2 separate regions of the Mus musculus genome follow, and region 2 is linked to region 1. A link is a loop called in an ENCODE intact Hi-C map of the cell type or tissue named here. Cell type or tissue: left cerebral cortex. All regions are shown on one strand. Links, peaks and the distances in the headings refer to the core of each region. The heading gives the core; the rest is flanking DNA. Region 1 has its middle 22 kb from the start of Cd300e. Region 2 holds the start of Grin2c (glutamate receptor, ionotropic, NMDA2C (epsilon 3)).

What was found. A loop is a pair of places that touch in the nucleus more often than their neighbours do. Peaks named below come from ENCODE experiments on the same cell type or tissue, not always from the same donor. Only the 100,000 strongest peaks of a DNase experiment are listed, where the experiment ranks them.
Region 2: a loop joins it to region 1, with 4 times the contacts of the local background. A loop is called at or near these places in 17 of 42 quality-filtered maps.

The regions. Positions count from the first base shown.
Region 1 is chr11:115,075,789-115,091,756 of GRCm38, forward strand. It overlaps a transcript of Rab37 not described here. Among named protein-coding and RNA genes, the nearest start is that of Cd300e, 22 kb to the left of the region's middle. In left cerebral cortex, for the core only: CTCF peaks have their summits at 5,260 and 7,729 (motif pointing right); DNase peaks (open chromatin) are centred at 5,264 and 7,730.
Region 2 is chr11:115,261,033-115,277,000 of GRCm38, forward strand. Grin2c (glutamate receptor, ionotropic, NMDA2C (epsilon 3)) reads right to left here and starts at 6,211. Exons shown (of 15, transcript NM_010350.2): 1 at 5,958-6,211; 2 at 5,388-5,559; 3 at 5,047-5,281; 4 at 1-212. The coding sequence starts at 100. Fdxr (ferredoxin reductase) reads right to left here and starts at 15,937. Exons shown (of 12, transcript NM_007997.1): 1 at 15,777-15,937; 2 at 15,047-15,150; 3 at 11,155-11,250; 4 at 10,845-10,967; 5 at 10,625-10,738; 6 at 10,230-10,331; 7 at 9,291-9,398; 8 at 8,983-9,067; 9 at 8,665-8,864; 10 at 8,413-8,584; 11 at 7,546-7,716; 12 at 6,993-7,422. The coding sequence starts at 15,855. The coding sequence ends at 7,292. In left cerebral cortex, for the core only: a CTCF peak has its summit at 4,479; no DNase peak of the experiment used is centred there; H3K4me3 peaks cover 1,763 bases; H3K27ac peaks cover 1,263 bases.

The sequences.
Region 1 (15,968 bases), core at 4,585-12,584:
CACTCACCTGACTGTCCCAGAGCCTGTCCTTTCTCCTGTAGAAGACACTCTCATTTTCTCCCTGCTCATCCATGCATGCCTCATTTTTAGGGCATAGAAATAGACCTTCAATTTGCCCCCATTTGGAAAATATCAGGTGTAAAGAAACAGTCTCTCTGAATTAAAAAACACTATCCACTTTGGCCATTAACTTGAAGGTAACTATTTACTCTCTCCTTATCTCTTCCTCTCTTCCCCTTTCCTCCCTCCAGACCTCCCCATTTCCCCTTCCATTCTGTTAGATAGCTGGTTAAACATTAGCAGGCTTGGCGGTCACTGAAGATGGGCCTCCTCCGTCACAGCCAGCAGCTTGTAAAATCAGGAGGGAATACGAAAGCTCTCTTTCGGTTTCTGGTCTAAAGGATGAAATCTGAGTCCTTTCTCTGGTCATAGTTGGAGAGGTGACATTTTGCACTGCATTGGAGGCGAGGGGATCACTATGCAGCTGGGAGTTTCTGATAAAGACCACAGACATGCCCCTGCCCCCACCCAGAAGAATTGACCACAGTGGGCTTGTCCATCACCTGGTCAGGAAAGCATCCCTAAGGAAAGCAGTCTATGCAAGGGGCTTACGGAATAGTATAAAGCCTAGCAGAAGGTTTAGGGTGACCCGACGGTCCCTTTGGCCGCTGTCTATGAAGAGACACTCCACCTTACATTGTAATAAATGTTGTGTATCTTCTGACCCATGCTCTGTGTGTTTTCCCTGAATCCCTCCCAAGCGATCACAGTTCTAGGAAGCTCAGGGGAGGCCAAAGTAAGACCCCAGTAACAGTCTCTCTTCTGTAGCTCCTATCCTACGGAGAATCAGTCCCTCTTCCTACCACGGTCAGAATTACATGGCGGTAAGAGATCCACCCTGAACAAAAATGTAGGAAGTCCTTGGGCTAGCACAGTGGTTCTCACCCTTCCTAACTCTGCCGCCCTTGAACACAGTTCCTCATGCTGCGGTGTCCCCCAACCAGAAAGTTATTTTCATTGCTACGTCATGGCTGTAATTTTGCTGATGTTATGAATCGTAATGTATATATTTTTGGAGACAGTGGTTTACCAAGGGAGTCTCGACTCACGGGTTAAGAGCCACTGGGCTAGAGGATGGCCCAGTAATTAAGAGCACAGTCTGTTCCTCCTGAGGACCTGAGTTCAAATCCCAGCTCTTCCTTATGTCAGGCAGTTCACAACTGCCTGTCACTCTAGCGTCAGGGAATCTGACACGCTCCTCTGACCTCCACCGAGTGCTATGCAAAGGTGCACGAGCCCACACACATATACACAAAGTTAAAAATAAGAATAGGCATTTGCATGGTATATTTCATACATGTGCTATTTATTGTTTGTAAGAGATGGGGTCTTCCTCGTTTATAGCCCAGGCCTTGAACTCTTGATTCTCCCGCCTCTATGTCACGAATGCTAATATTACAGAGACGCGCCACCATGCCTGACTCCTCCCTGTGTTTCTCTCTATATCATCAACATAAGGCTCTCTGTCCACCCTTCCTTATTCTTTTGCTTTTTAAGCCACCTAGTAGAATGTTTACTCTTTCTAAACATAACAATTACATTATTTAGTACTTAAAGATAATATACCCATCCATACATGAGATGGAAATTGTCAGTTTAGCTGGGGCTATAGTCCAATGCTGACCTAGTGTGTTTTAGGTTCAGTCACTAGTGCTGAAATACAAATGTGGCAAGGGGTGTCACCTAGTGGTCAGGGGTGCCACCCAGTGATAAGGGGTGTCATCCAGGGGCAAGGGGTGCTATCCAGTGGTACAAGGCATTGTCCAGTGGTAAAGGGTGTTGCCCTGTCACAAAGGGCATTGCCCAGTGGTAAGGGGTGTTGCCCAGTGGTAAGAGGTGCCATCCAGTGGTAAGAGGTGTCTCTCAGTGTAAGGGGTGCTGCCCAGTGGTAAAAGGTTATTTGACAAGAAGAGAGGCCAAGTCTAGGGGTTAATAATAAACACAAAAGAAAACTAAAATTGTTTTTCTTCCCCGCAACATTGAAGGGTGAATGGTTCAAGGCTGGTGTGGCATGTCCATGGGACTCAGGGTTCTGACCCATGACTGCACCCTCCAGGACTTGGCTTCCAACTCTAGGCAATATGGCTGACATAGCCACCTGCACGTTCCATCCAGGTGGATGTTAAAGAGAGGCCTTGCTCCTCTCTTTTTAAGGGTTTGACTTCTGACACAATTCTCATTGGCCAGAACTTAGTTACGTCACCAGATCTTGTTGCAAGGTGGGCTGAGAAGTATGGCTTTTACATTCTGACTTCTGTGCCCAGCTCACACCTCTGCTACTATGAAATTATAATTGATAATTGGCAGTGATGATGCTGACGGTGATGATGCTGATAACAACGGTGATGATGTGGTGATGGTGATGGTGATGGTGATGATACCAATGTGGTGATGGTAATGCTGGCAATGGTGATGATAGCGATGACTGTGACAACAAAAAATCAAAGAGATGTTAACACCCACACTTCACTTCCTAAGCCCAGGATGCTCTTCTGATCCTTTTTATTAAGCCACTGTCCCAGTTTCATTCTGCTCTTGTGACAAATGCCACCATTAAAAGAAACTTTTGGCTTACATTTTCATGTCACGGTGCGCCACTGAGCAAGGTCAGGGCAAGACGTCAAGCAGAAGCCCTAGGCAGGAACCATGGAGGACGCTGCTTCCTGGCTCACTCACGTGCTTAGCCATGTTCCTCATGCAGCCTGGGAAATGTGCAGCCTACAGTGGAACTTATGCAACATTTAACAACACTCTAGGAAGTCCCCCCTCAGGTGTGTGCAAAGGCCAGGGCCATCTAAGCCATTGCTCAACTGAGACTCCACTCTCAGGTGACTCCAGGCTGTGTCTAGTCCACGGTGACAGCCAAGTAGGACAGACATATTGTATGTCCACTCGTTACCCAGGCAGACACACACTGTCAATATGACCGATTGGCATATTAGTCACACCCTGACCAAGGCAACCTACAGAAGACAGGGGTTGTTCTGATATCATGGTCTATCATGGTGCAGGATATATGGCAGCAAAAGATAAGTCTGTTGCCTGGAGCAGCAGCTGAGAGTTCCCATCTCAAAGCACAAGGAAGCAGAGACCCAACTTGAAATGATGTAATGCCCAAGACTTGTAGAGATGGTGTGTCATTCACACGACCACATCTAAGTGGTCTGTTCCTTTATAAAAAGATGCATAAAGGTAAATACTGACTGTCCAGTGGGCGTGTCTGTGAGCTGTTTTATTGATGAGATTAATCAAGGTAGAAAGCCCCTCCCTGACTGAGGGCAATGCCGTGTCATTGGCTGAGGGCACCAGCGCTCATCTCTCTGCTCATCTGCAGACTCACTGGCACCAGCTGCCTCATGTCCCTGTGGCCATGACTTCCTCTCCATGTTGTACCGTGTGTCCTCAAACTGGAACAAATGTGCTTCTTCTCAGGCTGCTGTACCATGTGACTAGGTGTTCTTCCTGTGAGGTCACCTAGGCCTATGGTCAAGCAGGATTCTATGACTTCTCGAGACAATGCTACTCTCTGAGAGGAGGCCAGTCATGATGTGACAACAGGGAACAGGTGGGGACATGAAAGGGCCTTTCAAACTGATTCTCCAGGGCACATTAACTAAAAGGGACAGCAACAGCCACCTAAACGTATCCTCGTGCCTGAAAATTCCCACACCCAGAGGTCGTGACAAGGAAAACCCCCAAGTCAAAGCCCAAGAGATTCTAAGTCACAGAGCCTGGGGAGTCTGCATTTCCAAAAAGACCCATGGGGGGGGGGGTGTCTATGGGGAAGTCTAACCACTCTCTCAGTTAGGGTTTTCTGTTGCTTTGATAAGCACCATGGCCAAAAGCAACCTGGGAAGGAAAGGGTTAAGTTCATCGTACAGCTTACAGGCCATCATCCAGGACACAAGGACAGCAGGACCTCAAGACAGGAACTCATCAGGCTAATTGGCAAATATCTTTCTGCACTAAGCCATCTCATCAGCCCTGGTTTATTTCATTTAATCCACATGGGAATCCTAATGCCACCATACAATTCCTACCCCACACTGGACAGAGAGGCTCCAAGTGGCAACTATATGCCCCGGCAAGGCTTTGATCTGTGGTTGTCACGAGTGATTCTCCGTCCCCAAATTCCGGCAAGTCACAAGTTTTACTAAGAGCACCAGTATAGCATTCTAGTGCAGCACACACAGTGGAGGGCCTAGCACATCAGTAATAGCATCTGGGGCTCAATGATAAAGACGAACGGCCGAGCCGAGCACTTGGCATGTTCTGCAGCATCTTCTCATTTATTCTTCACGGTCCTGCAAGGAAAGGGCTGTCGCTCCTCACTAACTTTTAAAAAGATTTATCTTTTTATTTTATTTTTAATATTTATTTATTTCATGTATGTGAGTATACTGTCACTGTCTTCAGACACACCAGGAGAGGGCATCGGATACCATTGCAGATGGTTGTGAGCCACCATGTGGTTGCTGAGGATTGAACTCAGGACCTCTGGAAGAACAGTTAGTGCTCTTAACTGCTGAGCCATCTCTCCAGCCCCTATTTTTAAAGATTAATTTATTTATTTTATGTATATGAGTACACTGTCACTGTCTTCAGACTCACCAGAAGAGGGCATTGGATTCCATTACAGATGGTTGTGAGCCACCATGTGGTTTCTGGGAAATGAACTCAGGACCTCTGGAAGAGCAGCCAGTGTTCTGAACTGCTGAGCCAACTCTCCAGCCCCCGATCTTATTTTTTTCAGCATCTATTTTTATTTATATATTTATGTCTGCATGAGTTTATGTGCAGTTCATACTGCAGGTGCTCACAGAGGGCAGAAAAAGGCATCAGGTCTCCTGGAACTAGAGTTACAGGGGTTGCAACCTGCCTGATGCTGATGTAAATGCTGAGGACAGAACCCAGGTCCCGTGTGTGAGTTGTGAGCACTCACAATTAGTTAGCCATTTCTCCAGGACCAATTTATTGTGCTCTTAAATATGCGTATGTATACACGTATGTGGTAAGGGAGTGGTATACGCACATGTGTCCAGGAGCCCGTGGAAACCAGAATAGAGCTTCGGGTCCCGGGAGCCAGAGTTACAGGCAGCTGTGAGCTGCACAACACAGGCACTGGAACCTTGGTCGTCTGCAAGAGTAGCAAATGTTCTTAACTGCTGAGCCATCTCTCGGGCCTGCAGTTCTTCATCATTACCACACTGTGGCAGCACTTGCAGCTGGCTTTGAATAAAGGACTCTCAGATGTAGAGACAAAGTGGACTTCTCATACGTGGACGACAGGAAGCTTGTGTGTGAAGGTTCACAGCGGTGCTGTTTGCAACAAACAAAAACCAGGAGGCGCCATGCGTCCTTGGAGGGGAGAATGAATGAGCATTTGTGGTGTATTCGTTCAGCTCAACGCTACCAAGCAGCCCTTGGAGCCGTAAACTGCAGCAACATTGGCAAAACAAGAGAGTCTAGGAGGTGATTTTAAGTCAAAGTACCAAGGAAGCCGAGCATGGTCGTTCATGCCTGTAATCCCATCACCTGGGAAGCTGAGACAGGAGGATTGCAATGAAGTTGAGGCTAGCCTGGGCTACAGTGTGAGACCCTGTTTCAAAAGAGAAAAGAGACCAGGTACTAAGAGTGTGTGCTACTCTGGAAAACAGTTTGGTTCCCAGCATCCAAGTCAGGCAGTTCTGGAGTGCCCGTTACTCCAGCTCCAGGAGATCAAGCGCCCCCTTCTGGACTCCAGGGGCATCTGCACTCACATGTGCCAGGCACACACCTCTCCCCAGAAACACATAAATAAAATTTAAAAAACTTTAACACCTTTAATCTTAGCACTCCGGAGGCAGAGGCAGGTGGATCTCTGAGTTTGAGGCCAACCTGGTCTACAAAATGAGTTCCAGTACAGCCAGGGCTACACAGAGAAACCCTGCATCAAATTATTATTATCATTATTATTATTATTATTATTACAATAAGAAATTAAAGACCAAAAAAAGCAACTAGGTGATGGTGGTACACACCTTTAATTCTAGGAGTCAAGAGGCAGAGGCAGGTGGATCTCTGTAAGTTTGAGCCCAGATTGTTCTGCAGAACAAGTTCCAGGACAGCCAGGGCTACACAGAGAGACCCTGTTTCAAAATAATCATGCGTGCACACGTGCATAAAAAAAGGAAGGGAGATGGTTGTTCCTCCAGGCGATCATCGAATTGGGATGAGCATATGGCTAAAGCAGCTCACCACTAGGTTCCTTAGGGTTCTTCTGTGCTCCTGTGGCACTGGGATGGAAGAATGAATGAATGAATGAATGAATGAATGAATGAATGTCATTTATTCATGAATGATAAATGAGCCAGATATCAATTTAGTTCAACCATAGTCCAGTCTGATTCGCTATACCCCGAGTTCCATCTTAAAGAAAACTGAGCTGAGAACTTAATAAACGGACCCTTTGGATAGAGGGATTGAGTTACCCTCTCCCAGTCTTCATTCAACTGTACACCTCGGGGCTGGGGACAGACAGCCTGGAGGACCTGGGAGCACCTTCTGTCTCTTTTTGGAAAATGGCTGAAATCAGATCCCTGTAAGCAGGTGGCAGGCTGGGTGGGAGAGGCCGCTGGAAAAGGATCATGGCCAAGTGAGGTGTGACTTCAACAAAGAGAGAGCTGCAAAAACATGATGCCTCCCTTGCAGAGAATCTCTTGCCTGTGCCCTGGCAGCTGCTGCGGTCTGGGGGGAGGGGTGTGTAAGGGAGGGGTCATCTGTATTATTATCAACAGTCAAAACTGACGCTTAAAGAGCAAATTCCTCCCCAATAGGCAATATGCATATTCAAAATCCCAGAAAGTGATCGATCACAGACAACTTCTCTGAACTAAACACATTTTTACTTTAACATTTTCTATTACATTTTACTTAATTTGGGAGTGTTCAGGGGGCGGGATCATGCCACAATGCACATGTGGAAGTCAGAGGACCACGTCTGGGAGTTTTACCTGCTAAGCACTTTTTTTTTACTTGCTAAGATGTATTTCTGACCCTGACTTATTTTTAGAGGATACGTTTATAGGGAAGCAATGTGATGTTAGAATATTTGTCACACACAGTGCGGGATTATGAACTCTCTCACCTGGAATTCTTTGTGACAAGAACCTTTTAAGATATGTTCTATTTTTAATTATGTATATATGTGTGTATGTGTGGAAGGTGGGCGCATGCATATACACACAGGTGCCAGAAGATGCCAGAGGCATCAGATCCCGCCGGCCTCACCCCCTCCCCGCCCCCCCCCCCAGAACTGGAGTTAGAGTGCTGGTGGGCTGGGAATGGAGCCCAAGTCCTTTTTGAGAACAGTATGTGCTATTAACCACTGAGTGACCTCTCCAGCCCTAAACTTTTTCAAATAGAACGTGGCTGTGACCCGAATTCACTGTAGTGTAGAATGGTTTGCTAAAATGTGCTCAGTAAAGAGAACTTGAGTCCTTGGACCAGGCTCTTCCACCACACAGTGAAGGAATGGTGCAGGAGGGATCTAAAGGGTTGTAAGTAAGCTTTGACTTTACCTGCTATCCTGTTGTGCTCTGAATATCCCCTTCTCTTAGGGACTGTGAGTTTGTCCATTCTCAACATTAAAGTTGCCTGGAGACGCTGCTGAAGACAAATGTCCACTAGGTGGCAGCAGTGAGTCATGGAGCGCTTCACACTCTGTGGCGGAACCCCTTGAATGTAGAGGAAACTCTTGGGAAAGGGGGAACAGCTGAGGGGCCAACTGTGGAGGGACCAGAGAGGCTCCTGGAGTCCCAGCCAGGGGGCTGTCTTCATAGTCAGGATGTTGAAGTAAATGTGACTCACGATGGAGTCATTAGATGCTTCCTGTACCACTCTGGAGTGGTGAGCCCTCTTAGCTCTGAGACCCTGACCCTTCCGATGGGATTACAAACCGAGTCGAGCTGAGCCGAGCCGAACCTGAAAAAGTCCCCGTGGTGGGAAGTTTTCAACTAAGGAGCAGAGCTAAGAAGCTCTGAATACACTTTCACAGTCTGAACTGGGTGTGAGCTGTGACTCTTCATGAGGAACGCCCTGGCAGGATGGACGGTGGCAACGCAGCTCTACCTGGGCCAGCATGGCTCAGGGGCTGCTGACCCAATGAGCCCGCTGCGTGAACTTTGTGGCACTTGCTGCCCTCGGGTCTCATTATGCAGCTCTGAGCTGGGAATGGTATCGTTACCAGCAGGTTACTGAGTGAGATTAAGTTAGATCCATTAAACAGGCAAAAGAGCCTGGCACGTGATTGCCACAGTACATGGTTCATTCATTATTCATCCCTGATTCTCTGGAAAGCATGTGCTAAGGGGGAAGACAAGGGACAATAACCATGTGGCAGCCCGTGTCCTGGAAAGTGACCTAAGTGACTGACTCTCTCTCTCTCTCTGTCTCTCTGTCGCTCTCTCTCTGATCTCCCTCCCTCTCTCTGTCCTCTCTCTTTTTCTGTCTCTGTCTCTCTACCCCCTCTATCTGTCTCTCTCTGCTCTCCCTCCCTCTGTCTGTCCTTCTCCCTCTTTCTCCCTCCCTCCCTCCTCTCCTTCACTATATAGCCCAGGCTGACCTCAAACTCACAGCTATCTCGCCCTAATGTCCTAAGTGCTAGGATTATAGATGAGTACCACTTGGGGCCTTTCTCAAGGATGAAGAGAGATGCAAGGTGACCCTGTCCTCGGTGAGCCTTCTCTGAGTCTCACCTCCTTGCTCTAGCCTTCTGTCACACTAAATCCATATTGTTCCCAATGACAATGCCCAGATGGAGCACACACAATGGGGCAGACTCCGTGCCAATGTGTCTAAGCATCCTTCATTTAATTTCCACAATAACCATAAAAAAGTCACGTGGAGATGAGCCTGGCAAAAGAGCAAACCAAGCTGCACACTCAGTAAAGGGCAGGTCGAGATGGGTCCAACGTTCGGGTTGTAGCTGCTTATGCTATCTCATCTCCTTCCCCGACGGCCCTTGTCACGTGGGATGAGCAGCCCTACCTGTCAGTCACGTGGAGCGCACTGCCGTCTGTCAGAGGCAGGAACTGTGGCTCTTTTGTCTGTGTAGCATGAGCGCTGGCAGAGGCCTGGCCAGGGGTGAGTGGATGAATGGGGAATGAGCCTCTCACAGCTCCCGGGAAGGAGCCGTAGTCACCATTGTTTTCTCTGGGTCAACCCGACCCATAGCCTCCATTCCCACCAGGGAGGACAGGCTGCGGTGGAGGACCCTGCCCCTCCCGTGCGGCCCTCACTATCGTGGAACTTAGCCATGGACCTGTACAAGCCCCTCCAGAAGGTAGAGAAACTGCCAGAACGCCATCCCATCTCCGAGCCACAAGGCTTTCTGCAGCATGAAAGCCCCGTGGAGTTTATCATGGAGTTCCCAATGAGCCTTGACCATTGGACTTAGCAGGTTGCCAGCCTGACGTTTATCAGCATGGTTCAGGCACAATTCCTTAATGACCCAGAATGCACCTGCTGCTTAATCTCCATGTCAGACACAGTTTAAAAGCTCAAGAATAGTATTCTGGATATGGATACATTCAGATGGGGGTGTGTGTCTGGTTTCTGTGTGTCTATGTGTCTGTGTGTCTATGTGTATGTGTGTGTTTGTATATCTGTGTGTTGTGTGTCATGTATGGACATTTGTGTATATGTGTGTGTCTGCGTGTGTCTGTGTGTGTATATGCATGTTTGTGTCCATGTGTGTGTATATATCTGCGTGTGTTTGTGAGTGTGTCTGTGTGTGTGCATGTTCATGTGTGTGTGTCTGTATATGTGTATGTATGGTTTCTGTATATGTGCATGTGTGTATGTGTGCACATATGTGCGCATATGTGTACATGTGTATGTGTGTGTTTGTGTGTGTACAAGTTCATGTGTGCATGGTTTCTGTGTTTGTGTGTGTGCACATACATGTGCATGGGTGTCTGTGTGTATCTATATGTATGTGTATGTTTGTGTGTCTGTGTGTTGTGTATCATGTATGCACACTTGTGTGTATGTGCATATGTATGTATGTGTGCGCATGTGTGTATGTGTGTGTGTTCATGTCTGTGTGTGTGTGTGCATCTGGTCTTTCTATATTTATGTGTGTGTATCTGGTCTTTTTGTGTCTGTATGTGTGTCTGTCTATGTGTATGTGTGTTTGTTTGTGTGTCTGTGTTTTGTGTATCATGTATGCACACTTGTACATATGTGTGCCTGTGAAAGCTAGAGTAGAACTTGGTCAGAGGAAGTAGGATTCTCATGGCTGTGATTCTGGAAACGACTCCTGATTCCAAGCTCCTTCCTTCTTCTTTGCTTCCTATCACAAGGCGAGTCCACACGCTCCCAATGCCATAATGTTCTGCCATAGATTTCCAGGATTGATGGAGCCAAGGACCAAAGAGCTTTGAGACAGACCTCCCCTGCTTCCGTTGCTTGTGATGGACACTTTGTCACAGCAATGCACAAGTGACTGGCACAGACAAGAAAGGAGCCATCCAGGGGGCGCAGCACCTGATACCTGAGAACCTCAGAAAATGGTAGCAACCACTAAGAGGCAGTAAACGATTTTACTCAGAGTTTCCAGGACAGAAGGCTCTCTTGGTTCCTTTTCTGTCGAGAAGCAACTCCAGGAAGCAAGGGCTTGTTGGGCTCACGGTTTAAGGAGATGCGATCAATCATGGAGGGGAAAGCATGGTGCCACCCCACTGAGCGTGCAGCTAGAACTCTCCATATTCTGGCAGAACAGGAAGCAGAGGGCAGACAGGAAGCAAAGCTGGGCCATAAACCCATGAGGTGTGCTCCCAGTGATGCCACTTCATCCAGAGAAAGTCCCCCTCTTAAAAGTTCCAGAACCTTCCAAAATGACACCACTGCCTAAGGAAACAAATATTCAAACATGAGCCAAAGGGGGGGACATTTCATCTTCAAACTGGAGAGATGGTATTTTCAATTTGGCGGGGTCTACTGTTCACCCAGCAGAATATGGAGGAAAAAAAAAAAGGCACGGACTTCAATAGATTTATATGAGCTCTGAGAACCCTAGGGATCAAAAATGTAAAAGCACTCCCTAAAGTAAATACTGCAGTGGACCTTTTGAGCATCTGTCTTTTCCCAGCTCAGATGTCTACTTTTACCCGTGGGAGCGTTTACTACTCTTTTCTTTTCTAAAACACTAACTCTATCACTTAAAAAATGTGGAGGGCTGAAGAGACAGAGCAGCAATTAAAAGCTCCTCTCGCAGAGAAACGAGTTCTGTGGGTTTAGTCCCCAGCACCACATGGCACTCATCCATAACTCCAGTCCTAGGGAGTCCAACTCCCTCATATCAGCGTCATGATATATTAATGCCAAGACATATCTGCACCATGACATATCAGCACCATGACATATCTGCACCATGACATATCAGCACCATGACATATCAGCACCATGACTTACTGGTACCATGTCTTATCAGCATCATGACATATTGACACAAGAAAGGTCCCCTAGGACACTAATAGTGACAGACACAGAGTTTGAGGTGTCAAAATCTGACTGTAACATCTATGCAATTCTTCTGCAAATATAAAATCATTTAAAAACCAATAGTTTTCCAGAATCATGCCTATTGATATAGGGTGGGGAAGAAATAGAGAGGGGGAAAGAGAGGAAAAGAGGAATGGGGTATCAATGCACTGTCTCACACCCAGGAGACTCAAGAAAAAGGATCTACTATTAACAAAGCAATGCATGAGGGACAGTGAGATGGCGCAGAGGACAGAGGTGCTTGTGGCCAAGCCCAACAACCTGAGTTCAATTCCTGGAACCCACATGGTGGAGAGAGAATCAGCACCACAAATGTGTCCTCTGCCTCTACATGTGTACCAGAGTGACCACACATAGACACAGAAACTACAGACACACACACAACATGCAAATGCTCTCACACACACATGTACACATGCACACACAAGCACACACACACACACACAAGCACACACATGTGTACACATGCACACACACAAGCACACACATGTACACATGCACACACACACAAGCACACACATGTGTGCATACACACATGCACACACATGTACACACACAAAGAAACCCTATATCAAAAAGAAACCAAAAGAAGAAAGAAAGAAAGAAAGAAAGAAAGAAAGAAAGAAAGAAAGAAAGAAAGAAAGGAAGGAAGGAAGGAAGGAAGAGGGGGGAGGAAGAGAAGGGGGCTGAGAGGGAAGGAAGGAAGGAAGGAAGGAAGGGAGGAAGGAAGGAAGGAAGGAAGGAAGGAAGGGAGGGAGGGAGGGAGGAAGGAAAGCAGGCAGGCAGGCAGCTGAACAAAGCGGGGGAAGCAAGCTAAAAACCCTGTTATTCTGTGGTCTCTGCTTGGGATCCAGTCTCCAGGTTCCTGCCTTCATCTCCCCATAATGGAAGTACAAGATGAAATAGAGTTTTTTCTCCCCAAGCTGGAACATTCCAGAGGAAGGAGGAAAAGGGCAAAGAGAGTGGATGCGGGGTATGATACAAAAAGAACAAAAATAGCCAAGTCACACACATAATCCCAGCAGTCAAAAGGTTGAGGCAGGCGCATAATGAATTGGAGGTAAGACTGGGCTGCATAAAAAACCCTTGTCTAAAAAGAAAAGAAAAAAAGAGAAGGGGGAGGGGGGGACTCAACGCAACAACAAAAATACAAATAAAATAAGCAAAACTAGACCCAGCAAGATGAGTCAGTGAGCGGAAGCAGGACTCGCTGCTGGAGTGGTCTCGACTCTTAAAAGGAGAGCGGCCCAAAGAGAAGGATTCAAAGAATGTTAAATCTTTGTAAATTAGCGTTTTAACTTTAAAAGTTTTCAAAAAGACCTGGAATCAGAAATTGAAGACTACAGATATTTGGGTCCCCCCTCCTCCCCCCAAAAAATACTGCTTCAATTCTAAACTTGGGTTTTTGTGTCAACAGGTAAAAAGCCGGAAATCGTCGTTCCCAGATAAACATCAAGAAAAAGCTGGGCAAATTGAAAATCAATAACATTTCTTGGCCCATCTGGGAATTGAGTTTGCAACTGCTACCCTGAAATCCGCAGAGCCAATGAACTCCGAAAGCCACAGCTGAGGTCTGCCCCTACGGAGCAGAAGCCACAGCCCCGTGGGCAGGCTTACCTGCTGATGCGGAGGACACCATCTAGAGCTAGAGACAGGATGTGGATGGACCTGAGTGGGACTGCCACCCACGAGTCAACAGACTTCCTGATTACACTGGAGGAGGCTCCCCTTCATCGGTGAACGAGCAGGGCTCTAGCATGAAAACCGTGCGTGCAGCTGGAAAGGCTGCGAATCACAGGCCCATTCTCTATGAGTAGAGAGCGGCGTGGGGGAGCCCCGTGTCAAGAGGGGGAAAATGCTGGAAGGGTTTTAATAATCTCTGGATGTATTTAAGATAAGTTGATAATGTGTTCAGGGCTCTTGTTTAAAAAAAAAGAAAGCAGCGTGCACAATGTGTGAGCGAGATGAGCAGCAAGAATATTAAGTCTGACAGAGGGGCTCAGGAGTTGGCTCAGTGGTTAAGAGCACTACTCCTCTTCAGAAGGCTGGCTCGGTTCCCAGCACACGCATAATGGCTCATAACCACCTGTAAACCCAGTTCCAGGGGATCTGATACCGTCTTCTGGCCTTCATGGGTTTCTGCGTGCATGTAACTGCATAAGTTTATGCAGGTGCACACACATACACATAAATCTTTAAAGTCGATATTTGCTAAAAGTGTAACGGCAGTGGTCTGACTGGCCTCGGCAGCTGCCTAGACATGCCTGAAGAAAGAAATGCCAAGGTTGGAGACAAAATTCCCAAATGAAAATGCAGAGGCCCAGTTACCTAATAGATGAGACATTGCCTTCTCCCGAATGAAAATACAAAGAGGAGAAGAAAAGTAATAGATAATCCAAGAACACTGCCATAATTTCAAACGCCATAGCATATGTGTAACGAGAATGTCAAGAAAGTAAACTTTTTTAAAAGCAGAAGAAATCTGTGGAGTCCTAGTTACTGAGAATTTTCCAAAAGTGGTTACTTAAACATCAAACAGAATATGTTTTAAATATTAATTTTTAGCTATAAAAGATTTGTTTTTATTTTTTAATTATGTGGATGTAGATACCGTGCACATGAGTGCAGTACCCATGTTAGCCAGAAGAGGGCGCCAGCTCCCCTGGAGCTGGAGTCACAGGCGGTTGTGAACTGCCCACATGGGTGATGGAAACCAAACCACAGCCTCCTGAAAGAGCAGTTTGCACTCATGATCACTGAGCCATTTCTCCATGCTCCCATAATCCTATTTTAAAATCCTACATCAAGTCGCATCATTTCCAAAGGGCACCAAGAACGTAAAGATCATGAAAGACCGAAGGAGGGGGAAACAACCTTCACACAGGGATTAGAACAAACGGTTTCAGCAAGCATCTCATCAGAAAATATGCAAGAAAGAGAGAGTAACGCCAGTTTTTCAAGTGCTTATGGGGGTGCTTGTCAACTTAAAATCTATCCAGATTTTCTCAGGCAAACAACCGAGAGACTTATCAGACAGAATCAAACTGTAACCATCAGAGAGCTCCTGTGGTGTTTAGAGACAGTCACCAGAGCTCTGTCTTCTCGCCCAGAGAGTATCCAACCTGCATTTACTGAGCTCTGAGTAGATCCTGGGCATTCTCCAGGCACGAGAATTAACTCACTAAATCTTCAGAACCGGGACTGGAAAGATGGCTCAGCAGTTAAGAGTGCTTGCAGTGTTGCAAAGGACTCCTGCTCCATTCCCACATACCCACATATCCAGCATCTCACATGTCTGTAACTCTGAGGGATCCTATACCCTCTTCTGACTTCTGTGGGCACCCTCGCCATGTGTGCAGATACACACAGATACACATAAAAATAAAAGAAATATTGGGGGGGGGGAGATTTTGTTTTTGCTTATGAGACATAGTCTGACCATGTTGCCCTAGCTAACCTGGAACTGACTATGTAGAACACACTGGCCTTGAACGCACAGAGCTCCGCCCACCTCTACCTATGCATTCTGAAGGCATGTGCCACCACACCTGGCAAAACAAGTCTTAAAAAAATATTCACAGCAACACCACAAGTATTATAGTCATCTCTATTTATTTCTTTGGCAGTACTGGGATCAGAACTGTGAGCTTCGCACACATTAAGCAAGCACTCTACCACTGAACTAGAGCCCCCACCTCCCCGAGCCCCTTAGGAAAGATTAAGTGTTTGGCCCAATGTTATGACTTTCAAAGTTGAGATCAGAATTCAGGATCCTGTGCCCTTACCAACCTGCCTTTCCTGAGCCATCTGTTCTTAACTTTGGGGTCATCTACCTTGAGGGGGGGTCTGTATGCTCTCCCTAAGCTGAGCAGAAGTTTGCCTATTTCAAAAACCTCAGCCACCACTTTCTATGAGCCTCCACCAGCCTCACTTAGACCAGTTATTTATCTCCTGGAGGAAACTGTCTAGAGACGAAAGGGAAAGCAGCGCCAGCACCGCAGGAGAGGAGAGCTGTGTTGAGCTGTGGGGGAGATGCTGGGTCACTGAAGATGGGGAACCGCGAGCTCCGGTACCGGTACCGCAGCGCGACGCAGCTGATCCTCCGGAACGCGATGCGCACGTATTTCCCTCTACTAGCCTCAAAATCTTGTGTGGCTCCCAGCATCTTTTGAGTCACAAGACAGGTGATCCCGGGCTACGAGTATCTCAGAACTCTGGTCCCGGGTGCACAACAGAGGCGATTCCCCTGCTGAACTCTGGAATCTTTCGCAGTGAAGGGTCTGGGGAGAACCTGTCGGGCCCCGCCCCGCGCCACCTTAGGAGCTGTCCAGTGCTGACCACGGATGCCTCCGGGCCCCCGGGGT
Region 2 (15,968 bases), core at 1-8,000, 180 kb after region 1:
CCGCCACGGTCACGGCCTGTTCTCCCTGCCCTGCGCCCAGCCCTGCCCAAGCACCAAGGAGTGAAGTGAGAAGCAGGGCGGGCCCCAGGGCTCCACCCATGTCCACTGGAGGGTCCTGCAGAGAAATCAGAGCAGGCACAGAGAGAGGTAGATGGACAAACAGAAGGTAAGGGCCAGAGAACACACAGACAGCCAGAGTACAGAGAACCTTCCTACACAGGAGAGGCAGAGGCAGACAGAAACAGACAGACACAGAAAAAGAAGACAGGTTAGCTAAGCAGAGCATCCCCAGGGCACCTTGGAGATGCAAGAACGAGGAAGAACAGAAGCCAGGACAAGGTTTGTCACCCTTATCTATGAAGGGCTAGAAAGGTCACGGTCCCCAAACCCAGTTATCTGGGTTCTACCCTAACAAAGACTCTGAAATGTCAGTGTGTTGTTCGGGAGCACTGAGCTGAGGGCACGGAGCTGAGTTCAAGTCAGGTGTGCCGCTTACTAGCTGTGTGATCTCTAAAACAAATAAAAAAGATGTATTTCAAAATTATGTGAAGATGTATGTGTGTGTGTACAGGGGTCTGTGCATACGTGTGATGTATGTGTGTGTGTACGTGTATGGGTAGCTGTGGAGTCAGATCCCCTGGAGCTATAGTTACAGGGAGTTGCGAGCTGCCGATGTGGGGACTGGGAATGGATCTCTGCAATGCCTGAGTATCTCTCCAGCCTCAGCTGGGTGATTTGAGAAGTCGCTTTGCCTTTCTGAACTTCCAAAACAAGAGATCCAGCTATTCACTGCCATTAGCAAATTTTACCTTGTAGGTGACAGCCTCTTTGCCAGATGAAGAAAGGCAGCCCCTTAGCACACCCACAGCTCAGTCCACGCTACAACCGAACTGAATCTTGCATCTATCCCTCATCAGAATGACTACTGCTCCCCACGGACAGCCCCTGGCTCTCTGCTGTGTGGCTCTGCCCGGTGGATCCTCTCCTCCAGAACTTGTATGTCTTTGTCTCTTTCCCCTCAGCCAGCTCATTTAGGACAGCCCTCTAAAGCAGGGTGGCCAAGGACGACTCGCTTGGGTTCAGGACATCCAAAGCCCTGAGCTATCCAATTTATATCCACTATCTCCCGTCCCATTGCTGGTGTGTAGAATCTTTTTTACACCTAACCAAAGGGGCAGAGCATGTCTGCTACACAGATTCATTCTTGATCAAGACCAAGAGCCAAGCAGGTGAGAGAAACATGACCTTGTGCACCTGCGGACGGATGCTGCTCCACCCACAACAAAACTAACCAGGGTGTTGAAGAAGGGTCTGAGAGGACCTGCCACTCCAGTCCCCTGGCAGGAAATTTGCACTCCTTTGCCACAGAGATGCAGATTAGACCCAAGCAGGCTACCCAGGATGCACTTGGTACCTTCCAGAGCTGGAGCCTGGAAACTCACAGAATAGCCCTGGCTTCTTCCAGACCTTTCTTTCCTCTGCTTTGCAGACTGCGACATCTCTCCCTTTTGCCCAAAGCCTAATTTCTCATGGGACATGCCACAAAGGCTTCCCTCTGGACTATCCAGTTCTCTCTAAGGGGTTCTCAGGGAGTGTGCGTGAATGGAAACCTCTCCTCTAGGCTGAAAAGACAGCTCTGAAGGCGATCACAAAAGGGAACTTTCCAGTTACGAAGTGTGACTCGGTACGCATGTGTACAGATCACCTTCCTCTGGAGTGAGTTGCCGGATGGTAAGATGTAACACGAGGTAGACAGACGTGGTCCCTGCTCCCCTGGATCTCAGAGTAGAAGCTGAAGAACCAGCAGACTGTTCTAAGCTCCGCCCACCTCCTCTCTCTAACCTTACTTCCATCAGACCCTGGCCTCGCTACTCCCCTCCCTGGACGCCTGCTCCTAGCTAAGGATCTAGCACTTGTTCACAGAGGCGCAAGGAGCTGATCAGAGCTGACAGTGTTATCATTGACAGGTGAGATGAAATTGAACAGGTCAGGGCTTTGAGCTCAAGTGTCAGAAGTTGGTAGAAGTTCAGTCTAAGGAGGGATTGGCGGCCGGGAAAGGAAAGCCATAGATTTACTAAAACCTGTGAGATCTCCCCGTGTCGGTGAATGGCAGCTTGGAGGCATAATTGGGTCTTGGATGAGATCCCAAGTCACATCACACCATGCGGCGTGGACTGTACAATCTCCAAGCATGACAGTGACAGGCACTGTCATGCTCACTGCTCCTTTGAAGGCCTGTGTGCGCATCCAGTATGCTTGTCACTAAAGGGAGGTACGTGGTCAACACAGGCACGCTGGATATCGGAGATGGTGTGCAAAGTGTGTAAGTGTGTAGCCTACCTGATTAATCTGTGTGTGTGTGTGTGTGTGTGTGTGTGTGTGTGAATAGAGTCCTAAGCCATCAGAAGTCGATGCCCCACCTCATTCATCAAGGCAGAGTCTTTCCTTTGAACCCAGAAGAGCAGAATCCAGTGCCCATCTAGCACTTACATGAACTCTGGGGATCCAAACTCTGATCCTCACCATTTATTTGGAAAACTCTTTATCCACTAAGCCTACTTCCCAACTCTTTTCATTGATATTTTTATATTCACTATATGTTAAAATAGTATTTTGGGAATGTGTTGAATTAAACTATACTATTAAACCAGGCATGGTAGTGCACGTCTTTAATTCCCAGCACTCGGGAGGCAGAGGCAGAAGGGTCTCTGAGTTTGAGACCAGCTTGGTTTATGGAGTGAGAATTTCAGGGCAGCCAGGGCCACAACAGAGAAACCCTGTCTCTAAACAAAAACAAAAGAAAACCAATAAACAAATAGAGACTATACTATTTGAAATTGATCTGTTTCTTTTTCCATTTTATTTATTTATTTTATTTACTCATTTATTTATTTTGAGGCAGGGTTTCAGTATATGTGGCCTCTGCTGGCCTGGAACTCACTACGCAGACCAGAACTCACAGAGACCTGGCTGCCTCTGCGTCCCAAGCACTGAGATTAAAGATGTGTGAGCATCACACCTGGGTCTTTTCTCTTTTATTAATGTCATCGGTACCTGCAAATTTAAAGTCACACATGAGTGTCCTATTTTATTTCCTCCAGACAATGAGAGTCTGGGGGAAGGGCCCAGGTTCTCTCCCAGCTCTGATGGGAGGCTGTGGTCCTCGGCAGATTCCCTCCTCTGTGAAAATGCCCTCCTCTGTACAGGCTGGAGTGGGGAAAGTTGAGGCAGGTTGAAAGTCAGCAGGTCCCTGAGCTTACAAAGCCATGTGACAGGGCATCTCCTCACAAGATGGCATACTTCCCATCCCATGTCCCTGGCCCCCAACCTCTCCTTCCCATCTGCTTCCTGCCTCCTAACTGCCACAACTTCCGCCTGGACCCTGTGACAAGGGTCAAATGGGAGAACTCTCTGGTGCCCACAAATAAACTACCAATGTCCAACAACCTAACCCAATCCCACTGTCTTCTCCTTCTTGGATACTCACCCCTGCTAATCTAGTGGTAAGCTGTTTTTATCTCCTTCCTTTGCTCCTAACAAACAATCCGAGTCCCCTCTTCTGTAGGCTCCTGCCCCTAATCTTGATTCATCAGTGCTGGGCCCCGGGGCGGGGAGGGGAGGGAACAGGGTTAGGGTCCCATTACTCTTTCCTTGCAGGGTGTGGAGCTGGGAGACGGTCCTCCTCAGGCCCCCCCACCATGACTGAGCTTTTGTGTATCTCTGAAGACACTCTCTCCCAAAGGGTCTTTAAAAGAGTGTTTGCTGAACACCTGGTCCCCAAATACAGAGGAGAGGTTGGCAGTGAGTGACTACTTGTTTCGGACATTCTGCACCCCTTAAAAGGTTCTATCAATCTTACATGTTCAGGGACCTTTTCTTCTGCTTCCACCAACCCCCAGTCACACGCAGACTCCTTGACAAGGCCGTGCATACACATACACACTCACTAACCTGGAACACTAATGGCGCCCCCACTCCAAGGCCCAGAAGCTCTGGTACCAAAGCTTGTATCATCCAGCTAGGCTGATGACTCTTGCGAGTGAGGGACCTTCGCCGTGACGACCCACCTCTAACCCTTGTCTCTTCCTTCTCTACCCCACTAACACCCCAGGCATCTGGAAAGACATAGTCCCTCTGTCGTCCACATTGGTGGGGTCTCAGAGTTCTGCCTTTTCCAATACTCCTGCCCTCTCCCGCCTGATCCTCCCCTCAGCCCCCAGGGTCGCCCCGCCCCCTCCTCTTGTAGGAATCTTACTCTGGGGCTGTGAAGTTCGGGGTATTTTTAGGCCGGCGATAAATAATTCATAGGGAACGTGGCATCTGGCTGCCCCTGCGGGAGGAGGGGGCGCGAGCACCGAAGAGCCACCATCACTCGCCGCTCAAGGACACTCGCGATGCGGCGGCAGTGGCGGTGACTCCGGGCGCGGGGACCCGCGCCACGCCTCCTGGCGGCCAAATCGAGCACCACGCACTCTGCGCCCCCAACCTGGCCACTGCCCCCTGAACTTTTCCCCACAACCCTAGCCCCAGCTCTAGGCCTTCAGACCACTGCCCCAAGTTAGGCCTGGATCTCAAGTCCTTGGGCAGGGGATGGTCGAGTTAGCCTGGCAGGCGGGTCGGTGGATCAGGACCCAATCCAGGTGGCCTTCCAGAGTGGACCCCCAGGCGGCCGGTTTCCTGCCGACCTGTCTCTTTCACGTTTTTATTCTTGACAAGTTTAGAAACTAGCTCAGAGGCAGACACTGGACTTGTTCAAAAGAGCCAGTAGCATGGCATATTCGCCAAATTTTCTTGTGGCCAGGGGTGGGGGTTGCTTATGGGGCCAGGACTGGGCCACCATCTGAAGACTGAGGATGCTATACCAGATGTCTCATTGGGAAGGGAGGGCTGGAAAACACAGTGAGCAAATGGGGTCAGTGTCCGACCCAGCGGGAAGTTCTGCCTGTCGCCCAGCAGGACCTTTGAAGAGTCGCCAAATCAGCCCTTGGGAGATTTGCCGCCTGCTAGGTGCCTTCGTCTTAGATAGTCGGAGCTCCCCCTGCTCACCTAGTCCAAGCACAAAACGCCTTCGGCAGCTAGAGGCTCAGGCGTCTCCTCTCAGCCGTCGGGGATCCTGGTTGCAGCCCCAGGAGACCACAGCTGCCAAAGGGTGCTTCCGGGGCCCAGGCACCGGAGCGCAGGCTCTACCGTAGCCTCTTCCTCCCACTCTGCTTTTGGAGCCCTCAGAGCCGAGGGGAACCAAGCCGTGGTGTGTGTGGGGGGGTCAGCGTTTGGGGAAATCCTGTCACCCCAGAAGCCCACTGATTGTCAGAGGTCAGGGAATGGAGTGTTAGGAGCTACCAGGAAAGGGAAAGAAAGTGGGAAGCAGAGGGCCTGGGGAGACTCACCCTAATGGGTCGGTAGTAGGCAGATGCGCGCAGCAGGTACCCAGCAGGGACCAGCTCGCCAACTGCTACAGCTCTCCGAGAGCTCTGTGTCCTTTCCAGCTCCCCGCGCTCTGGTCAAACCTAGCCTCGGCCCTGGTTCTTGGCCTTTGCCGGGTTCCTTGCAGGCTTCTACCTGCAACAGTTGGACCCGGCAATCCAGACTCCCGCGTCCGGGGACTGTGCCCAGCTTGGCCTGGCCATCGCTTCAGGCGAAGGGAAGGAGGCTCCACCACCCTAGGGACAATCGCCTTGGGCTCTCCACCCGCGTCCTTCCCTCGCGCCCGCGGCCAGTCTGTCTCCCCAGCCTGTCTCCCCTCTCCTCCTCTGCGCCCAGGTCCACACCAACAGTCCGGCTCCCAAGGGTCGCGGTCCCCTCCCGCCCCCCAGACCTCTGACGCCCGAGCTGGCCATACTGTCTCGGGTGTCCCGCGTCTGTCTCCACCGTCCTTGCCCGCGCGGCGCTGGAGCCCCTTAAGTTGCCTACGAAGTTGGCGCCCCCCTGCTCGTCGCCAGCCCTCGGCCGCCACTCACCGGGGAAGGGGCGCTGCACCCACGCCCAGAGCCCGCGGCCGTCTCCCGCGCGGTGCTCTTCCCAGAGCCAGCCCCCGTGAGCTGGCACGCTGGCTGCGAGCTCGGCGGGCACCGGAGCCGGGCGCGGCGGGACCAGTACGGGTAGCGCGGCCTGAATGCCGCCCGCCCCCGCGCCCGGCCCGCGCCCCGCGGCGGGGCTGTGTCCCGGGCTGCGCAAAGGCGCGCCTCCCGCTCTCGGGGCTCACCAGCCGACTGAGATGGAGCTCGCCACCGCCGGTCGCCTCCGCCCCGCCCCGGCCCGCCCCAGCCGGCCACCGGTGCCCCTCTGGCCCGTCCAGGCCCCTCCCTGACAGCCTGTGCTCCTAGCTGGCCCCTCTCCTCTCTCCTGCTCAGGGACCCTGTGCCCAGACTCGACGCTCAGAATCAAGGGCAACCTCGGAGAAAAACACCAGCTTGCCAGGAGCCCTGGGTTTGAGCCCTCGGTTCCCTAGCTGTGTGACCTTGGGCCAGTTAATTTCGAGGTTCTTTCAGTTTTTAAAGTAAGGCAGCATCTTGCTGCTATAAGAAGCCTTAAACTGCCGTAGGCTGAAGTCGTTTTTGAAAAGGCTTGTGGATTTATCTGGAAGCTTGAAAGTGGAAAGGCACAGAGTGTATGGAGACTGGAGGGCCAAGCCAAGCCTGCCAGCACCCAGGAGAGACAGGGGCACACTGGGGGACCTTCTTTTGTCACTGTTTCTCTGTCCTGGGGGCACCAGGCAGCGAGGTTAGCAGGGCAGACTTGTAAGGGATTCATCACCAGTGACTGAAGTGTGAACTGAAGAGGCCGAAGAAGCAGGAAAGACAGGAAAGGGAGGATAGGTGTATGCCCTGCCCCCATCCCCACTGCAGCCCCCTCCCCCCCAATCCCCACTGTCCCCAGGACACTCTTGAGCAAGGATCTGTTTTCTTAGTTCCCTCTGGCAGCCACAGGCAAACAGGAGCTACACAGTAACAGCACCCCCAGCCCCCCAAAAATGGTAGCTATCAGCCATGGGTCTTAGGCACATCTGTTTTATTTCCACTGTGTTCCGTTCTAGAGGCCCTCCAAGGTCCATCAGAAAGGAAGCAGGACGGGTAGGGTCAGTCTGTATCTCCATCCATCCCTAGCTTCAGGTTCCCTCCTTGGCCTCAAGCCACACTGGGAGGTCAGCTTGCAGAAGGCAGAGCTCAGAGGCCCCTGGAAAGGGCACGGTTCGGCGTCTAAGCCAGGGCCGTCAATAACATAATGAACGAGAGAAGAGTCCAACCCAGACTGTCCGGCTCTTGTCTTGCACGGTAGGGGCTGGGGCCCAGGTTCAGTGGCCCAGCAGCCGCAGCATCTCTCTTCGATCCACCAGCTTCTCCCTTGGTTTCCCAGTACCTTGGCCTCGAGAGACTTCCTCAGCATCCAGCTTCTCCCAGTCTGAGAAAGACACTGGCCGGACTCCTGAGGCGAATACAAAGATGGGCCTGTCACCTCCTCTCAGCCCCTTAGGGCCCTCCTCTCAAAGGGTAAAGTTCCAAAGACAAGCCACTGGCCCACCCTCAGCCCTCAGCTTTAGGCTCCAACCTCGATTGCTGAGCAGGGCTTGAATGGCCACATAGCCGGGTCTGGGGCCGGAGGGCAGCAGCCCCGCCTTCAGGTCCTCCAGCAGCGCCTGGCTGGTGAGGAAGCTGTCTGTCATGGTTGTGGTGATGACACCTGTGGGTCCCCTCTTCACCCAGCCACTGCAGTAGAGGCCTGAGAGAGTCAACAGAGAGAGCGTAGCTGAACACCACCTAGCAAGTCTGTATCCTGAACTATACACACATACACGTCTTCCATGTCTCCCAGTAGACCACACAGTGGGCTTACTACAGCCACCGGCTCACTATCACAACTGTGTGTGTGTTGTTGTTGTTGTTTTGGTTTTTCTAGACAGGGTTCTGTGTAGTCCTGATTGTCCTGGAACTCACTGTGTAGACCAGATTAGCTTCAAACTCAGAGATCTGCCTGCCTCTGCCTCCCGAGTGCTGGGATTAAAGGTGGGCACCATTACGCCTGGTCCATGACAGAGTCTTGTTTCACCCACACCACCGTCCCTCCCCACAGCTTCCATGTGGAAGAGCCGCTCCCTGAGGACACAAATGAGCTGAGACTTTCTCATCACGGTTCTGCAGGCCCTTAGGAACATTTACTGAATGAATGAACAAGACGGGTGAGCCGACTGATGCTCCCCAAGGACAGGGGGCCATCTCCCGCCAGCATCAGCACTGGCCCAGAGAAGGCCTCAGCAAATTTTTACTCAATGATGTCCCAGCTTGCCTGAGCATGTGGCCGAGGGGGCAGGAGGAGGGCCTGTCTCAAAGCTGTGTCTTAGACCATGGTAGATGGTGTGGTCTTGGCACGACAGCCTCCCACCGGACTCAGACGCCCCGCCTTCGCTCACCATCTCACCTGGGACATTCACAACCCGGCCCTCTGTGTTGGGGATGACTCCAAGCTTGGGGTCAAAGGGCACGCTGGGGTCGATGGGGCGGCTCTTATACCCAACGCTGCTCAGCAGCAGTCCACAAGGGAGGTCCTCCACGTCTCCTGTGGGCACTGCCCGAGTGGACTCCCCAACACCCTGTTGGGGAGAATGTGGGTAACACCAGGATGGGGTGGGGGAAGCCTAAAAAGGGGAAGTCTGGGTAACACGAGACTCACCTCTAGACTAGTAACTGCCAGGCGGATGCCTGCTACCCGTTGGCCATCTGGGGTAGGGAGCACCTGCTGGGGGCTTCGGAAAAAGCGGAGACCCCAGGCCCGGGAGGCCAGTGCCTGGCGGGCAGCCTCTTCCACTCCTGGCTTCTCCGTGGCTGTCCGAAGCAGCAGTTCTGTTAGCCGCCTCCTTGGACGGGGGACATCTGTCAGCAACATGGGATAATATTGCAGCGTTGTCCCTCTGGTCGCCCTTCCCCAAGCCTTATTTAACCTAAGACATCCCCTTCCTGTGAGCTGGGGGGGCTGGACTTGGCCCCTCACCCTTAATTCTGTCCTGGAGGCCCAAGAAATCCGAAGGATCCAAAATGGGCCGGGTTCCTGGCAACTGAATCATCTCCCGAAGCTCCTTGAGGGTGGGGGTGGGGGGAGGGGGAGGGGGAGGTCAGGTCCAGAGCGCTGAGCACTCCCGGGCCCACCAGAGTTCAGCCCTGGTGGGAGAAACCATGAGCAGTGTGGGGAAAGCCTCTGGGACCTGCCTCCTCCCCATTCCATCCAGGGAAGCAGCCACTCCCAAGGGCCCTGCAGCAACTCCAAGGCAACCCTGGCTCCTCCCCTTCTGGGCCCCGTACCTTAATGGTGAACGCTACTTGCAAGGGCCCACGCCGGCCCACTATCCACACAGTCTTCACCCGACTCTGCCTCAGGGCCCCCAATGCAGCCTCTGTGATGTCTGTTTTCTGGCACAAAAGGAGACGCTTAAGGCCAGGTACAGTGGGACAGGAGACAGAGGCATGCGTATCTCTGTGAAATCGAGGCCAGCCTGATCCACACAGTGAGTTTCCGGCCAGCCACGGCTAAATATCTGACCTTGATTCAAACGAAGGGGAAGGAGGACTTGACTTGGAAAAGGGGGACTTGCAAGGCTAGTCGGTCTCCTTCCCACTCTGATCCAGAGAAAACCATCGGTCCAAAATCTATACCGCCAACTCCCCCTGGTGGCCACACAGAGCATTGACGCCAATCCTGCAAATGGCTCCTAGGTAACAGCACTTTTTTCCACCCTGTAAGGTTTCCCTGACAGCCTATCACAGGTCCGCAACAGGACAAGGGGCTTACGGAGGCAATAACAGTCTGTCTGAGCTAAACAGGCTAGTTTAAAACCTTACATGGTTCTTATCTTGTAGGGAGAGATATACTCCTCTGTTCTCGTCGGTGTAAACCCAGTCGTGAAGCAAGGCTATGGAATGGAAGTAAAGGCAACTAGTGGCTAAGCCCATATCTAAGGGACACCTGCACAGGACGGCCTGGAAGACCTCTGGGCAGAAGGAATAGCTGAGGCAAGAATGAGAAGTGGAAGGAATGTAACTTCTTAGCTAGCAGGAGGTCAGTCCAGAAGTTCCGAGGAAGGAGAATGAGTGTGTGAATGCCCAGGGCACACTGGGGTGTGAAGGTACCTTGCCTGGGCTCCTGTTGGGAGCAATAAGACCCGAATCCCCCCACCCCCTCAGGGGCATTCTCTCCTCAATGCGTTCCCACTCCATCTCTCCGGCCTCTGACTGACCCCTCACCTCCAGGTGCTCAGGTGGGGTCAGCAGGATCCGGGCCACATCCAGAGCCACATTCCCCTGTCCCAGAATTACAGCCGTGTCACAGCTCAGATCTGGCGCCAGCTGGAAGAGAAAGGTCTTGATAGGGTGCCCCAATTAGGCTAATCTCATCCGCAGACACCTTAGGCCACGTCTGCTGGGCCCCCAGCCTGCCTTAGGCAGTCCACTCCATCCCACTTCCCTCTCCCTCAGCCCCACAGAAGGTCTCCACAGCTGGCCTGCCTCAGCCATTGATGTCTCACATCAACCTCAGCTTTCTCCTCACTACCTTGACCTCAAAGTCGAACAGGGGGGTGGGGTGGAGGCGCGATGTCCTGACTCCAGCCGGAAGCAGCAGGAGTCCCCCTCAAACTCACCTCCTGGTTCTCGGGAAGTCCATTGTACCAGCCCACAAAGGCCCGGGCTGAGACCACTCCAGGCAGCTCCTCGCCAGGAATTCCCAGGGGTTGGTGGTCCTCTGCTCCATAACTCTGAAGGAAGACGAAGTCACCACCCATGCCCAGGGCCTCAGCACCAGCCTCCTGCCTCCCGCAGCCCCTCCTCTTATAACCACACCCCTTCCACACGGGAACTCACCAGCACCACAGCATGGTAGGCTTCCCGAAGCTCTGGAACCGACACGTCCCTGCCCACCACCACATTGCCCTGGAAGGCACAGCGGTCTGAGCGGGCTGTCTGTGTAAATGTGTTGATAACATTCTGCCATGCAGCATCGGGAGGGGAACGTTAGAAGGTAGGGTAGTTCCAGGGAACACGCCAGTCTCACTCTCACCCCCTCCCCTGCCCACCGCCCTCGATGCCCGGAATGGGCCCCGTATGTCAGGGAGCCTCTCTACTCTCATCTTTACCGTCTCCAACACCACCCTCCGCACCAGGCAACACCCACCTTTACTTCAGGATGGTCAGGTGCCACACCAAAGCGCACCAGGCCGAATGGCACGAGCTGCTTCTCGTAGATGTCTACGTGGGCATGGGTGTGGTGCTGAGGGAGGAAAACAGCCGGTGGGTTCAAGGGGGAAGCTGGGCCCCCACAGGGTCACCCTTCCCATGGCAGAGCAAGAAAACCCAGTTCAAATGGCCAAGGAACCTGGCTCTACCCATCCATGAGCAGAAACAAGGACCCAGCGTTCCTTCTGCCCAGATAAGGGCTCTCGAGGAACAGGGCAGCAAGAGAAACTGAGGTCAGATCTCAGGGACTTCCAACAGAGAACGTGAGGAATTGGAAGTGTCAGGACTTCATCCTCAGGTCAGATGTAGACCTTCGAAGACCTTCATGACATGCTGGCCATGTGATCTGAGGACCTGCCTTAGCTCTAAGTCTCCAAGATGATGCTACTGTGTCAGGGATTAGCCAAGTGGGGAGTGGGGACAGAGAAAATGAGGCACAGCTGGGGCATGTGGGGTCAGAGAAAATGGGGATACAGCTGGGGCATGTGGGGACAGAAGGGGTGGCAGAGGGCCTACTCCCAGCTTTAGAAAAACAAGTCTGGCTATTTCAGCTGCCCCATGTCACCTGTGTCCCAAGGCACTTTACAGGGTACAGGGAAGGTCTGAGATTGAAACTAGCCAAATGAGCCTGGTCTGGCTCTGCTGCCACCAATGGCACGGACCCGGTAAGTCCTAGAACAAGCCTGGGCCTCGGTCTCCTTCTCTGTGAACTGGGAGGCCTTGGGGAAGGTGAGTCAGGGAAGAGAGTGCCCTGACCTCTCCCACCCAGCTCAGAAGGACTCAAGGCCGATGGGTTTCTGCTTATCTCCCCTGGCCTTCGTCCAAATCCTGTTTCCCTCTATTCCACCAACTGCCCTAAGGCCAGCCCCTCTAGCCCCTCTGCCTTTTTGTCCTTGGTCAGACCCTAAGCAGCCTCCCAAATGGCCTCTCTCAGACGCCATGGAAACTGAAGCTATGGAGAACTCAATGGAGAGTGTAGCCGTGAAGTCCACAGCCACAGAGCCAAGCCTTGTCCCGCCACCAACTGCTGGGTCACGAGGGAGGGGTCTGCTCAGTACGATGTCTGGTCCCTCTGGACCACACTCAAGGCTGAATGAGTCAGGCTCAAGAGCTCAGCCTGAGGCTCCCCCAGTGTGAGGACACAAGGGACTCACTCAGGTTCCTTACAGCTGTGGCTTTCCCTGTCCTTCTTATGGCCACAGGTCAGAGTTCAAACTGCTCAGCCTGCTAGCCATCCCTGATACAACCTCACCTCATCATCTCCATCTTCCGCTCCATCCCCCTGCCCACAGTAGCCCTGATCTCACACGCAGACCCATCTTCCCAGAAACCTCTCTCTCCTCCCACCAACTGTTGCTTCTCTGGCCCTTTTCCTAAGATGGACAATCCCCAAAGCAATTCTGCTCTGGGGTCCCCTGCTCTTCCTGAATTTACATGTCCTGTGTCCTAGGGAAATCTTCCCTACTCCCTCCTGTGACCTTACATCTTGGAGGCCTGATGTGGCCTCTCTATCTCCCCTCCCCCTCCTCTCACCCTATCTCTTTTCCCATCTGAGATCCAGGATGCCTCACTCCACACATCGAAGCCCATTCCTTGACCCCTGTCCTTTCCCCTCTATCCGTGTTTCCTTTCCCTCCACCCCTGGAGCTCCAGTCGTGGCCCTTGGCCTCCTCTTTCACCTTGACCTATTCGGTCAACATCCTTTCCTCCCCCACTCTCTTGCTCTCTGGGCAAACAGCCCTGCTTAAGGTCTACCCATCAGAGAGAGCACTCCCAGTGACAAGTGGGCTGGGGGAGCTGCTGGTGGTCGGGTGCCCGCCCATCACTCACGAGGCCCTGTGTTCCATCCCTAGGGGAGGCTTCCTTGCTTTTCCTTCCTTAAATGTCTTTTTTTAAGTTATCCATATGTGGGGTGCAGAGAACAGCACCCAAAGAGACCAGAAGGTGGGTTCAGAGCCCCCGGAGTTATAGATGGGTGTAAGCTGCCTGTTGGGAGTGCTGGGAACCGAACTCAGAACTTCTTCAAGAGGGGTCGGTATGCACTCTTAACCACTGAGACATCTCCTCTCTCCCCATTTGCTCGAGATGACTCACTGAGGCCTGTTGCCTATATCTGTGAGTGTCAGGATCTACCCCCAGCCCCCAGGGAGTTTGCTTAAAACTGCTGATTCTGAGAGTCCTAGTCATAGAGTTTGGTTAAATCTGAGCTGAACCCAGAAATGCTTATTTAGATAAAACCGCTCCAGCAGGGAACATGGAGAGCGTCCAAAGAAAGCCACTCAAGTCTACAACGTGGTCAGTGGTCTCTGGGTACCTTGTGATCTGGGCCCTCACCTCTTCACCCCTCAGATACTCAATGGCCTTCTGGAATAGGCTCTGGAATGATGGCTCAGGGCCACTCTCCTTCCTCTGGCCTTCATCCACATAATTCCTCATTCTTGAGGCTATTTTATTCTCATATGCTCCATAAAATACAGTTTGCACACCTCTCCCTCTAGACTGGGCTAGGGGTTACCCCTAGCTTAAGCCCTAAAATACCTTGTAAACCAGCCTCCTCGAGCTACACTGTCAGGTCCATAAACACACCCGCGTGCCTGCAGGTCAAGATCCGCCCACTGAGAAGACACAAAAAGCCCTGCCTTCTAGATCCTATTCATTCCCTCAACCTCAGTGCCCCTTACAAGTACCCTCCCTAATACCAACCACACCACCCACATACCCACCCCAACCCTGAGAACCCCTGGGTCTCCATCCCAGAGCCCAGGCTGTCCTTCAGCAGTGGCCTTGCACTCCAGGCTGACTCATGTCGGAACCTGGGAGCTTGCTGAAGCCCAGACATGACCTTTGGTGCTTCTCAAATATACATTCTCTAGGGACAGCTTCTGGTAGCGCTGACCTGTGTAGATCATGGTATGTAGCTGCAGAGTCATGCATAGGTCACTTCACAGCAGAGGTCTCCATGAGACCCTCCTAGTGTCAGCTCCAGGTAAACCAGGCCACTGGGTCACTCTGCCTTTCAAACATTTGTATGTGATATCAATATAATCATCGTTTTTTCTTCTGTCCCGTTGGTATTACAAGCCCCTCTAAAGTTCAGACACTGTCTTGTCTCAGTCAAGCTCAGTATTCCTTACTTTTTAAAATTACTTATTTTATCACTTTTAGTTATGTATGTTGTGTGTGTGCAAGAATGAAGGGCCAAGCAGAGGCCAGAAGAGGACATTGGGTTCCCTGGAGCTGAGTTGTGAGCCACTGTGTGGGTGCTGGGAACCCAACTCCCATCTTTTGGTCCTCTGTGAGACCATAAACACTCCTAACCACGGAGCCTTCTCTGCAGTACCCCGCCCCCTTCCTCTTTTGCTTTAAGGTCTGAGACAGAGTTTCCAGTACATCTGGCAACCTTGAGGCCCTGTCTGGCAAGACTAATACTGAAAGCTTTGAGACCTTGGCCTTTGTGGAAGAGAATGGTCGTGGGGAGGGCGCAAAGCTGCAGACAAGATTGCCTTGAAATATAAAATGCTGGAGATAAAGAAGCGTAAAGATAAGGGGAGGCGAAAGCCATCCCATTAGACTGAAAAAGACTTCCCTACAAAGCAGAAGACAGCTGCCCATCTGTCCCCAACCACCATCCATGGAACAAATGCATGTCTCTCACAGCTGAGGACCTAGGGCGCCTCAGCTATACCTGTGGAATCAGTTAGAAAGAACACAGCTTACATTAGTCAAAAGCCCCTTCCTTGTCAGACAAACCAAAGGGCTGGAGCCTACCCCCAGAATTGGGACAAGAAATGAATGGTAAGAAGGGAGCCTGGAAGGAGTGCCTCGCTTACCTTTAACAAGTGTTGGGCTGTGTAGAAGCCAGCTGGGCCACTGCCGACCACACAGATCTGAGGGGTCTTCTCCTGTGTGGAGAACTTCTGGCAGAAGCCTGGGGCTAGGTAGAGCAGGGGACAGCAGGGTCAAACCAACACCCTCCTACCACCCCAAACCAATTCTGTCCAGTTGCACCTTGCCTTCACCCTCACCTGCATCTTCCTTTTTCCGTTCCTCAAAGCTTCACCATTTCATCTGAATGCCAGAGCTGTCTTTATCCAGAACCCCATGTCTCACCCATGAACAATAACAAATAATCTGCCCCAGACCCCCTTATCCCCCAAGCTGTCCTGCACAGCACTATCTTTCTTGAGAGGTTCCTTATGTGATCTCATGTCTTCATATGCCCATCACGTTTCTATTTTGCTTTTTTCTAGCCCTTCTTTCCCCCACAGAACTCTATTGCTCATCTCCTCACCTCGAATTTGCCTGTCACCTCCGTTCACCTCGTATCACACATAAAGACCTCATGGTCTATCCTTTTAGCCTTTACTGAGCTGTCTTACCCAGGACGCCTTACATCTCTTTGCACAGATCCTCCCCTCTCCATCACTCCCATTTCTCCCGCAAGAGCAGACACGTTCAGCTTTGCCCCTCTCCAGCCCCGCCTCAGCTCTGCTCGGACCCCCGCTCTTGATCACAGGCCTCCCCTCGCCCTGGTGCAGCCCCCAAGAGCCCTGCTCCTACTCGGAGTGCTCCTGGAGGGAGACGGCCGAAGCCCAGACCACGCGGACCAGCGCCACCAGTGCCAGCAGCGAGGAGCCATGGCTGAGAAGTGCAACCAGCAAGCGGAAGAGCTAGCAATGACTCTAGTGCTGAGCGCAGGTCCAGCAGCCCGCCGAGGACGCTCCTCTGGACCCGCCCATCACTGGAGCCCCG